Linked DNA regions of Homo sapiens: region 2 is linked to region 1. A link is an interaction called in ENCODE POLR2A ChIA-PET data of the cell type or tissue named here. Cell type or tissue: MCF 10A. All regions are shown on one strand. Each heading gives the region's core, and the rest is flanking DNA. Links, peaks and the distances in the headings are about the cores only. Region 1 overlaps TNFRSF6B (TNF receptor superfamily member 6b). Region 2 overlaps HELZ2 (helicase with zinc finger 2).

Region 1 (5,351 bases), core at 352-5,351:
GGCAGCTCTGTGCCTGGGGCAGGCTCAGTGTCTGGTCAGAAGTGCTCCTGCCTAGTGGGTGACGGGGGGGGGGGGGGCAGAGGGAGTGGCTGTCACAGTGTCCACGCCTGTGGGCCCCTGGGCAGTCAGAGGCAGGATGCTGGGTGTGAGGCGCTGCCTCTCCTGCCCTCCCCAGAGAAGGTGGTGACCAGCGAGGCGCTGTGCGGTGTCCCCGTCTTGGTGCTGGCCAACAAGCAGGATGTGGAGGTGAGCCCCACCCCTGCCTCCCGCAGCAGCTTCCCGAGTCCCCAGCCTCCCCCACAGCAAGGGGAGCAGGTGTGCACCCAGACACCCCAGGCCCAGTGACTGCCCAGGGGGTACAGAGCCATTCTCAAGGCCTGCCCTGCCCCCAGCAGCTTCCCAAGCCTGGTTCCTCTCCAGACCTGCTGCTGCCAGCCCTGGAGGTTCTCCCACCTCAGGGCAGGCGCCCAGAGGCCTCTTCCTGCTATGCAGGGCACCTCTCCCCAGGAGGGCGGCCGTGTCTCAGGAGTGTGTGGCCAAGCTGTGGGGACACCCAGGTGAAACTCAGAGCTCAAAGAAGTGATGCTGGGGCCCTGGTGGGAGTCAGCTCTGACCCTTACCTGTTCCTGCTACCCTTGGAGGTGGCATCTGTGCCAGCCCCACCCCCAGGGCAGCCCCTCAAGACCCCTCTGAGGTGCCACTGCCCCCGGGAGCACTGGCCACGCTGAGTTCTAGCTGTTCTCTTGGAGTGGCTTTGCACAGAAGCAGCCCGGCGTCCAGAGGGCCAGGTGAATCTTCACTTCCTGCCTTCTCTGGGGTGGCTCTGTTGCCCCCAGCCTGTAAGGCTGGCCTCCCCTACAATCTCAGCCGACAAGAGGGACATCTGGTACGGGGCAGGGGTCTCCCCTCGGAGGAAAAGGGGAGGGGAGGGCTGCTTTTTGAAGACTGGGCAGGTGGTTGTGAGCAGAAGCCACCATGACTGCAGACTGCCTCCATCACTGATGCAGGGCTCCCACCTCTCCATCATCCCCGGCTGTGTGGGCCCCTGGGACCTGCCTCCGCCACTGCCCAGGAGGCCTCAGTCCTCAGCGCCCCACCTCGGGGCTCAGGGTGTCCCCCAGGGAGGGGATGGGGGGTGGACTCCTTGGAGCCGTGTGGACGTCTAGTTTGTCTCAGGCACTACCAGCCATGTTCAGCCTCGGGCTGAGCACAGGGTCCTCACTGCTGTGGTCTCTGTGGGAGACACTGGGACCCTGGTGGAGCTCTGGCTGTTTCCCTGGGGTGAAGGGCATACGCCCTTCTGAGAGTCCCGGGCCCACAGGCAGGACAGGGCCAGACGTGGGGGCTGCTCCTCACGGCCTTACCTCCCCCAGACGTGCCTCTCAATCCCTGACATCAAGACGGCCTTCAGCGACTGCACCAGCAAGATCGGCAGGCGAGATTGCCTGACCCAGGCCTGCTCGGCCCTCACAGGGTGAGTGGGGGCTGCACCTGCGGGGGCTTTGGGGACCGAGACCCCCCGCCTCACACCCGCTGTCTTCACAGCAAAGGGGTGCGCGAGGGCATCGAGTGGATGGTGAAGTGTGTCGTGCGGAATGTGCACCGGCCGCCGCGGCAGAGGGACATCACGTAGGCGCAGCCGCGCTGCCGTCGGGACGGCTGGTCCCCTGGTGCTGGAGGAGTGGCCTCCTGTTGGCTCCCATGCTGCTGATCTGGGGGGTGGGTTTGCTTTGCTTTGGGGTTCTTCTATTTACTTTGTTTTCTCGAAGACAAACTTTCCTCTATGTCTGGAAAAGCGTAGGCATCCGGAGGCTTTGGAGGGGAGTCTGGCAGCCCGGCTGGCCCAGGCCCTGCAGCGGCAGCCTTTCCACAGGGCGCAGCGGCGGCCTTTCGAGGCCCTTTCTGGGGGGTCTGAGGGAGACCTGGTTGGGAATTGGGGCTCCAGTGCTCAGGCTGGCTTGGGCTGCATGAGGACAGCCCTGTGGGACCCTCGGGAGACCCCGTGGCTGTCTCCGCCCCATCGAGGAGGAGGCCCGTCAGCCATGGCTGCCATCTGGCTTCTGCCCTGTGACCCCGTGACCCCGTGACCCCGGAAGTGGTCTGGGGCTGATCTTGCCTTGAGGAAGACCCAGGCCATGTTCCCAAAGGCCAGCGGGGGCCCTGGATTGTGATGCAGCCTCGGGACAGGGCTGAGGCCTGCGGGGGAAGACCTATACCCCACGCCTGGGCCTGGCTTCACCTCACCCTAATCCCCCGGGAGGGAGCTGACTGATGCAAAAAGCTGAGGGGGCCTGCTGGGAGTGGCTGTTTTTATGCCCCAGCCCCGCAAGTTGGGGAGTGTTTGTGGGGGTCCAGAGCCCTCCCCCAGCCAGGAGAGAACCTCCCGGAGGGGTTCTCTGTGGGGCCCTGTGTCCCCTGCTCGGGAGTAAGGCTGGTCCTGGGGTCCTCCCTGCACGGACCCCACTGGGCCTGCCGAGTGCTGTGTTCTTCCTCAGTCTGGCTGTGGGCAGGAGCGGCCTGCCCAGTGTCACCCAGGGTGAGTGCAAAATAAAGACGGCGAGTGTGGCTCTGTCCATCCCTTCCCTCCTGGAGGGTGGAGGCTCCTGGCTGTTGGACACGGTGATGGTGTTACTGGGCTGCTCAGGGGCTGGTGGGCAGGTGAGGGGCTCCCCAGGTGGGCCTGGAGAGTCCAGGCACTCCCTTCCTGCGGATGTGGGAAGGACATGGGGTCCTGGGAGGAGCTGCTGGGAAGGGGCATGAGTCAGGGTGGGGGTGGCGCAGCAGCTGCGGGGCTGTGACTCACAGGAGTCGGGCCCTGGAAGTCCCCGCGTCCTCTCCAGGGGACCCTGTGTGTGTTCTGCAGGTTGGTTCCCAGGACCTGGGGGGGACCTCCAGCCCCGGGAACCTGGCCGTGCTGGGGAGGCGAGTGGCTGGTGCAGCCCCCCGGTTGCTCTGGGTGCATCGGGAGGCTTCAGAGCCTGCCCCAGAGAGGGAGAAGCTTCACTTCCCGGAAAGCATGGGAGGCCTGGAGGAGGTCTTTGGCAGGTCCCCTCTCGGGAAATCCCCTGTGAGTTGGGAGTGGGAGGAATTCATAAGTGGGGGGTTAGTGTGGGCCCCGGCGACTAGGGCTGGCCTGAGCCCCATCCTGTTCTTCCAGCAATGATACCCTCCCAGGCCCTGACCCTCGCTGAGCTTCAGGGGCCCCTGCCACGTGCCACAGCCACTGGGGGCAGAGGTGGCACTCCCCACTGATCCTCCCAGGGAGGGTCTGTCTGAGGTAGGGGAAGCCCCGGGCAGCAGTTCTGATGGCAGGCAGCCTGAGGGATCTGGGCACAGCGGGCGGCTCAGGTGTCCCCGGCTGCCCTCCCAGTAGCTGTGCAACTACAACCAGTTTTATGAAAAAGCTTTATAAAAATAAGCTTTAAGAAACCTCATTTCTTCTATTTAAAAAAAAGCCTCTTTCAGTGCAAGTGGGGTGCCAAGGATGTAGAATAAATAAGAGGGGGCCAGGATCAGTGCACAGGGAGGAAGCGCTCACGGACGCTCCGCTCCAGCCCGGGCATCCTGGCCACGCGCAGCGCCTGCAGCAGCCGCACCAGCAGCGCCCCGTCCTGCGCCCCCAGGAGCTCCGTGAGCCGCCGACGCAGCTTCAGCTGCAAGGCCGCGCGGCCCGCCCTTGGTGTCGGACCCCAGCCCTCCGGGGCCTCGAGGGCCTGCAGCAGCCGCTGCAGCCTCTTGATGGAGATGTCCTGGAAAGCCACAAAGTCGATGACGGCACGCTCACACTCCTCAGCTCCTGCAGTGGGGTGGGGAGGCAGCGGTCCGATCATTTCACCCACACACACTGGCGGGGGCTGCCAGGTACCCTGCTTTCTGGGCCCCACTCGGGGGGTTTGCAGGAGAGAGAAATCCCTGTGCAGTGAGCCGTGCTGGAGAGGGCAGTGCAACGATGGGGACTGGAGAAGGGGCAGGAGCCTTCGGTCAGAGAGCTGGAGCAAAGGCCTAGGGGGCAGGAGCGGCCACTCGGACCTTGGCTGCAAGAGGCAAGGGGGCCCAGGCAAGGGCTTGGGGCTCCTGGGCCATCGGAAGGGGCGAGTTGGGACCTGCAGATGGACCGGACCTGACTTGATGTTAAGGGGGTCACTTCCCCCTGTGACTTCTCAACAGTGGTTAACATTGGGCCTCGGTTTCCCCATGTCAGAGGAGGCAGCCACCTTCCTCTCAGGCAGTTAGGAGAGTTACCATCAGGCCTCGGTTTCCCCGTGTCAGAGGAGCCAGCCACCTTCCCCTCGGGCAGTTAGGAGATTGCTGCCCACTTTCCCAGAGCTCCCCAGGGGAGGCTGTGCCCTGGCTCAGATCCAAATTCTCAGCCACCCCTGAGAGGGCAGACTTGGTGGGGATCTAGTGGAGGGACCCCTGACCCCTCAAATCCACTGTGGCCCCTTCCCAGAGCCAGCTGGCATGCCTCAGGCTAGATGCACGTGCAGGGGCAGGAGTGAGGGCACAAGTGGGCCTGGCCTGCAGTGTGCTGCCCCCTCAGGCCTCTGGCTCACCTGGTACCCTGGTGCTGAGGGGGAAGCCAGTGCAGCTGGTGCACAGGGTGTCATGGGAGGAAGAGCCTGGCACATTGAGGGCCAGGCCCAGGGCCGTGCAGTTGCGGTGGGGCTGGCACTGCTCTGAGCTGGAGCTGCTGGCTGAGAAGGTGCCTGGGGGGCACGGCTGGCACTGCGTGTTCTGGCTGGGGGTGCCTGCAGCCAGGAGGGAAGAACAGGGTCAGGGGAACTGGTGTCCTAGCTCAGGGTGCAAGGCTGGGACCAGCAACCTGACCCCTGCCACACCTCCGGCCACCACTCCTGGGGGCCCCTCCCCTCGCCCAGCTCTCACCCGGGGCAATCACGCCGGCACCAGGTGGACACGATGCGTGCTCCAAGCAGAAACCAGCGTGCGCGAAGAAGCCGGTGCGGCAGCGGCAGGCACGGTTGTGGGTGGCGTGGCAAGCCCGTGCCTCCTCCTCACGCTCCCCGCAGAGGACGTTGCAGTAGCGGCAGCGCTCTAGGTAGTTCCAGAACTGCGTGTAGTGGCGCGGTGGACACGGGCCACACGTCGTGGGGCTGTCTCGGCGGCACGGCCGCTGCACAAAGGTGCCTGGGGGGCACTGGGCGCACACCAGCCGCTCCCCTGTCTCTGCGTCCCGCCAGGGGTAGGTGGGTGTTTCTGCCACTCCGCGTACAGCCGGCACCGGCAGCAGGGCAGGCAGCGCCAACACCAGGCACAGCAGCGACAGGCCTGGCCCCTCCAGCGCCCTCATGGTCCTTGCTGGAGCAGGGAGAGCGCGGCTCAGCGCGGACACA
Region 2 (5,351 bases), core at 181-5,180, 130 kb after region 1:
CCCGAGGCCACTCCTCTCCGTGTGATGTACACGGACCGGCCGCTGAGCCAGACGGACCCAGTCACGCTGCAGTACTGTTGCCTGACCGACGACCGCCAGGCTTTCCGCCCGCCCACACGGGCAGAGCTGGCGCGGCACCGCGTGGTGGTCACCACCACCTCCCAGGCCCGTGAGCTCAGGGTGCCGGTCGGCTTCTTCTCCCACATTCTCATCGATGAGGCGGCCCAGATGCTGGAGTGCGAGGCCCTCACCCCGCTGGCCTATGCCTCGCACGGCACCCGCCTCGTGCTGGCGGGCGACCACATGCAGGTCACACCCCGGCTGTTCAGTGTGGCCAGGGCCCGGGCGGCCGAGCACACGCTGCTGCACCGCCTCTTCCTGTGCTACCAGCAGGAGACTCACGAGGTGGCGCGGCAGAGCCGCCTGGTCTTCCACGAGAACTACCGCTGCACGGACGCCATTGTCAGCTTCATCTCGCGGCACTTCTACGTGGCCAAGGGCAACCCCATCCACGCCAGGGGCAAGGTTCCGCCCCACCCCCGGCACTACCCGCTCATGTTCTGCCACGTGGCGGGCAGCCCAGACCGGGACATGTCCATGGCGTCCTGGCTGAATCTGGCTGAGATTGCGCAGGTCGTCGAGAAGGTGCAGGAGGCCTACAACACCTGGCCCAGCTGCTGGGGCGGCCGCGAGCAGAGGTGCATCTGTGTCGTTTCCCACGGTGCCCAGGTGAGCCCGGCCAGCCCGGGACAGCCCCCGACCGCACCCCTGCTGGGGGAGGGGGAGCTCTCCGGCTGATGGACGAGCCCCCGCCTCAGTTTCCCCATCTGTAAGAGGGGGCTGCAGTATTTGCCTCCCAGGGCTGAGGTGGGGCTCGGCCCCTGAGGTGTCTGGAGCTTGGTGGGGGTGCCGTCTCCTTGTCGGGGGTGGCCCAGTCCTCACTGCGTCCTGCGCTCATCCCCGAGCTTGGTGGGGGTGCCCTCTCCTTGTCGGGGGTGGCCCAGTCCTCACTGCGTCCTGCGCTCATCCCCGAGCTTGGTGGGGGTGCCCTCTCCTTGTCGGGGGTGGCCGAGTCCTCACTGCGTCCAGCACTCATCCCCGGCCCTGCTGCGTCTTCAGGTCAGTGCACTGAGGCAGGAGCTGAGGAGGCGGGACCTAGGCCAGGTGTCTGTCGGCAGTTTTGAGATCCTGCCAGGTGGGTGACCAGCGGGGCCAGGTGCTGCCAGCTGCCCCAGGATACCCCGGGTGGCTCGGCCCACTCCTCAGCCTGGCATCGGCAGGGGTGGGGCTGGTCCCACCGTCTTGCGCACCCAGCCTGACCTGACTGCGTGCCCCCTGCAGGGCGGCAGTTCCGGGTCGTGGTGCTCAGCACTGTGCACACCTGCCAGAGCCTGCTCAGCCCTGGGGCACTGGCCCCTGAGTTCTTCACCGACGCCCGCGTGCTCAACACCGTCCTGACCCGCGCCCAGTCCCAGCTGGTGGTAGTGGGGGACGCCGTGGCCCTCTGCTCCTTCGGGGCCTGCGGCAAGCTCTGGGAGAGCTTCATCCGTGAGTGCGTGGAGCGGCACAGTGTCTGCCCCGAGGGCCTGTCCATGGAGCAGGTCGAGCAGGGTGTGGCGCAGAGACGGCGCTGGCCTCCCCGAGGCACACAGGCTGGGGCAGCGGGGAACTGGGAGGCTGCCCCAGAGCCAGTAGGGGACCTGGCCGAGGAGCAGGCGGCTGTGGTGACGGCCATGGTGAAGGCAGAGCCGGGAGATGAGGCTCTGAGCCCAGCATCCCGTGACATCACGGCAACCACAGCGCAGACGGAGGCTGCGGCAGCACCAGCAGGAGACGCAGTGAAGGAAGACGTGGTGCCCGGGGCCTGTGCGGCAGGAGCGGCTGCTGCAGCGGGCGTGGAGTCCACGGAGGCTGAGGATGCAGAGGCTGACTTCTGGCCGTGGGACGGGGAGCTCAACGCTGACGACGCCATCCTACGGGAGCTTCTGGACGAGAGCCAGAAGGTGATGGTGACCGTCGGGGAGGACGGGCTGCTGGACACTGTCGCCAGGCCCGAGTCCCTGCAGCAGGCCCGGCTGTACGAGAACCTGCCCCCGGCTGCGCTACGGAAGCTGCTGCACGCGGAGCCCGAGCGGTACCGCCACTGCTCTTTCGTGCCAGAGACCTTCGAGCGGGCGTCAGCCATCCCGCTGGACGATGCCTCCTCGGGCCCCATCCAGGTCAGGGGCCGCCTGGACTGTGGGATGGCCTTCGCCGGGGATGAGGTGCTGGTGCAGCTCCTTTCGGGAGACAAGGCGCCCGAGGGGCGGCTTCGGGGCCGCGTGCTGGGCGTGCTGAAGAGGAAGAGGCACGAGCTGGCGTTTGTGTGCCGCATGGACACGTGGGACCCGCGCATCATGGTCCCCATCAATGGCTCCGTGACCAAGATCTTCGTGGCCGAGCTGAAGGACCCATCGCAGGTCCCCATCTACAGCCTCCGGAAGGGCCGGCTGCAGCGTGTGGGGCTTGAGAGGCTCACCGCCGAGGCCCGGCACAGCCGGCTCTTCTGGGTCCAAATTGTCCTGTGGCGGCAAGGCTTCTACTACCCGCTGGGCATCGTCCGGGAGGTGCTGCCTGAGGCCAGCACCTGGGAGCAGGGCCTCCGCATCCTCGGCCTGGAGTACAGCTTGAGGGTGCCCCCGTCGGACCAGGCCACCATCACCAAGGTGCTGCAGAAATACCACACGGAGCTTGGCCGGGTTGCCGGCCGCCGAGAGGACTGCCGCGCCTTCTTGACCTTCACTGTGGACCCCCAGGGCGCCTGCAACCTCGATGATGCCCTCAGTGTCCGAGACCTGGGTCCCAGGTGCGAGGTGGCTGTGCACATCACTGATGTGGCCAGCTTCGTGCCCAGGGACGGGGTGCTGGACGTGGAGGCGCGAAGGCAGGGCGCTGCGTTCTATGCCCCCGGCAGGGAGCCAGTGCCCATGCTGCCGGCCAGCCTCTGCCAGGACGTCCTCAGCCTCCTGCCTGGCCGGGACCGCCTGGCCATCTCCCTGTTCCTCACCATGGAGAAGGCCAGTGGCCAGCTGAAGAGCCTGCGCTTTGCACCCTCCGTGGTCCAGTCTGACCGCCAGCTGTCCTACGAGGAGGCGGAGGAGGTGATCAGGCAGCACCCGGGTGCCGGCCGTGAGCTGCCGGCCCGCCTGGACTCCGTGGACGCCTGCGTCGTGGCCGCGTGCTACTTCTCTCGGCTGCTGCGCCGGCACCGCCTGCGGTCCGACTGCTTCTATGAGCAGCCGGACGAGGACGGCACCCTGGGCTTCCGCGCGGCCCACATCATGGTGAAGGAGTACATGATTCAGTTTAATAGGCTCGTGGCTGAGTTCCTGGTGGGCAGCGAGTGCACGCGGACGGTCACGCCTCTGCGGTGGCAGCCAGCACCCCGCAGCCAGCAGCTCAAGGCCCTGTGTGAGAAGCATGGGGACCGGGTGCCCCTGTCACTGCACCTCGGCCACCACCTGCACGGCGGCGGGGGCAGTCCCCCCGACACGCGGCTGCACCTCCTGGCCTCCCTCTGGAAGCAGGTCCAGTTTGCTGCCCGCACCCAGGACTACGAACAGATGGTGGACTTGGTCACCACGGACGACATGCACCCATTCCTGGCTCCTGCAGGCCGCGACCTCCGCAAGGCCCTGGAGCGCTCGGCGTTCGGCCGCTGCGCCCGGGGCCACCAGCAGCAGGGCGGCCACTACTCGCTGCAGGTGGACTGGTACACGTGGGCCACCTCGCCCATCCGCAGGTACCTGGACGTGGTGTTGCAGCGGCAGATCCTGCTGGCGCTGGGCCATGGGGGCTCTGCCTACTCTGCCAGGGACATCGATGGGCTCTGCCAGGCCTTCAGCCTCCAGCACGCACTTGCCCAGAGCTATCAGCGGCGGGCGCGCAGCCTGCACCTGGCCGTGCAGCTCAAGGCCCAGCCTCTGGACAAGCTGGGCTTCGTGGTGGACGTGGAGGCGGGCTCCCGCTGCTTCCGGCTGCTCTTCCCCAGCAACCGGGAGACGCTGCCTGACCCCTGCCCCGTCCCCTACGGCTCCCTGCAGCTGGCCGAGCACCCCCACGCCCTGGCAGGCCGGCCGGGCCTGCGGCTCCTGTGGCGGCGCCGTGTCTACTCAGCGCAGGGATCCAGCCCGCCCCTGCCACTGCCTGGCACTGTGCCGGACCCACACACCCTGGCCGTGGAGACGGCCCTGTGGAAGCAGCTGCTGGAGCTGGTGGAGCTGCAGCGCTGGCCGGAGGCGGCTGCTCTCATCCAGGAGAAGGGCGAGGCGTCCCAGCGGCGGGAGCTGGTGCAGGTGCAGCGGAGCCACTGTGGCCATTTCCTGGAGGTGGCCCGGGAGCTGGGCAGTGGGGACACCCTGCAGGTGCAGCTCGGCACCAGCCTGCAGCACGGCTTCCTGGTACCGAGCCCTCAGCTCTGGACGGTGGCACCGGGCTTCAGCCTCTGCCTGGAGCACGTGGAGCGGCCCGGAGACTGCTTCTCAGGCCGTGTGTACCGGGCCCCGAGGGACCGGTACCGCGACGTGGATGAGTACGCCTGCGTGTGGGAACCATTCTGCGCCCTGGAGTCGGCCACCGGCGCGGTTGCCGAGAATGACTCCGTCACACTTCAGCACCTGAGTGTCTCCTGGGAGGCGTCACGGACGCCGCAGGGGCAGCTGCAGGGCGCCTTCCGCCTGGAGGCCGCCTTCCTCGAGGAGAACTGTGCCGACATCAACTTCAGCTGCTGCTACCTCTGCATCCGGCTCGAGGGGCTGCCGGCTCCCACGGCCAGCCCACGCCCTGGGCCCAGCAGCCTCGGCCCTGGCCTGAATGTTGACCCCGGCACGTATACCTGGGTGGCCCACGGGCAGACGCAGGACTGGGACCAGGAGCGCCGGGCAGACCGGCAGGAGGCTCCCAGACGGGTGCACCTCTTCGTCCACCACATGGGCATGGAGAAGGTTCCGGAAGAGGTGCTGAGGCCGGGCACCCTGTTCACCGTTGAGCTGCTGCCCAAGCAGCTTCCTGATCTGTGAGTGGCTTCCACCAGCAGAGGCTGGGCTGGGGGACCGCCCCGGGCCCCTCACTTGCAGGAGGGGGGAGCTCGTGGGGCAGCAGCCCCTTTCCTGGGAGTCCTGTTGGTTTTCCAGTGTCTGCCTTCACCCCCAGCCGCAAGGAGGAAGCCGTGCGTGGACTAGAGGAGGCGTCCCCGCTGGTCACCAGCATCGCACTGGGCCGGCCTGTCCCGCAGCCCCTCTGCAGAGGTAGGTCTGCCCCACCCCTCCAGCTTCCCCTCTGGCCCCCAGCCCCACCCTGCATGAGTGCTCAGG

The links. Peaks named below come from ENCODE experiments on the same cell type or tissue, not always from the same donor. Only the 100,000 strongest peaks of a DNase experiment are listed, where the experiment ranks them.
Region 2: POLR2A ChIA-PET joins it to region 1 with 5 read pairs; 7 of 35 experiments call an interaction of 5 or more read pairs at or near these places.

Annotation. Positions count from the first base shown.
Region 1 is chr20:63,696,725-63,702,075 of GRCh38, reverse strand. TNFRSF6B (TNF receptor superfamily member 6b) reads right to left here. Exons shown (of 3, transcript NM_003823.4): 1 at 4,885-5,351; 2 at 4,554-4,748; 3 at 3,392-3,796. The coding sequence starts at 5,308. The coding sequence ends at 3,513. ARFRP1 (ARF related protein 1) reads left to right here. Exons shown (of 8, transcript NM_001267547.3): 6 at 176-246; 7 at 1,374-1,474; 8 at 1,546-3,429. The coding sequence ends at 1,633. It overlaps RTEL1-TNFRSF6B (RTEL1-TNFRSF6B readthrough (NMD candidate)), which reads right to left. Exons shown (of 38, transcript NR_037882.1): 36 at 4,885-5,316; 37 at 4,554-4,748; 38 at 3,378-3,796. Among named protein-coding and RNA genes, the nearest start is that of TNFRSF6B, 2.7 kb to the right of the region's middle. RefSeq lists enhancers at 2,435-2,514, 1,655-2,536, 2,585-2,634, 2,705-2,884, 3,125-3,174 and 1 more. In MCF 10A, for the core only: no CTCF peak of the experiment used is centred there; a DNase peak (open chromatin) is centred at 2,775.
Region 2 is chr20:63,562,222-63,567,572 of GRCh38, reverse strand. HELZ2 (helicase with zinc finger 2) reads left to right here. Exons shown (of 20, transcript NM_001037335.2): 7 at 1-729; 8 at 1,120-1,195; 9 at 1,342-5,053; 10 at 5,191-5,285. Among named protein-coding and RNA genes, the nearest start is that of HELZ2, 9.3 kb to the left of the region's middle. RefSeq lists enhancers at 266-315, 3,170-3,339. In MCF 10A, for the core only: no CTCF peak of the experiment used is centred there; no DNase peak of the experiment used is centred there.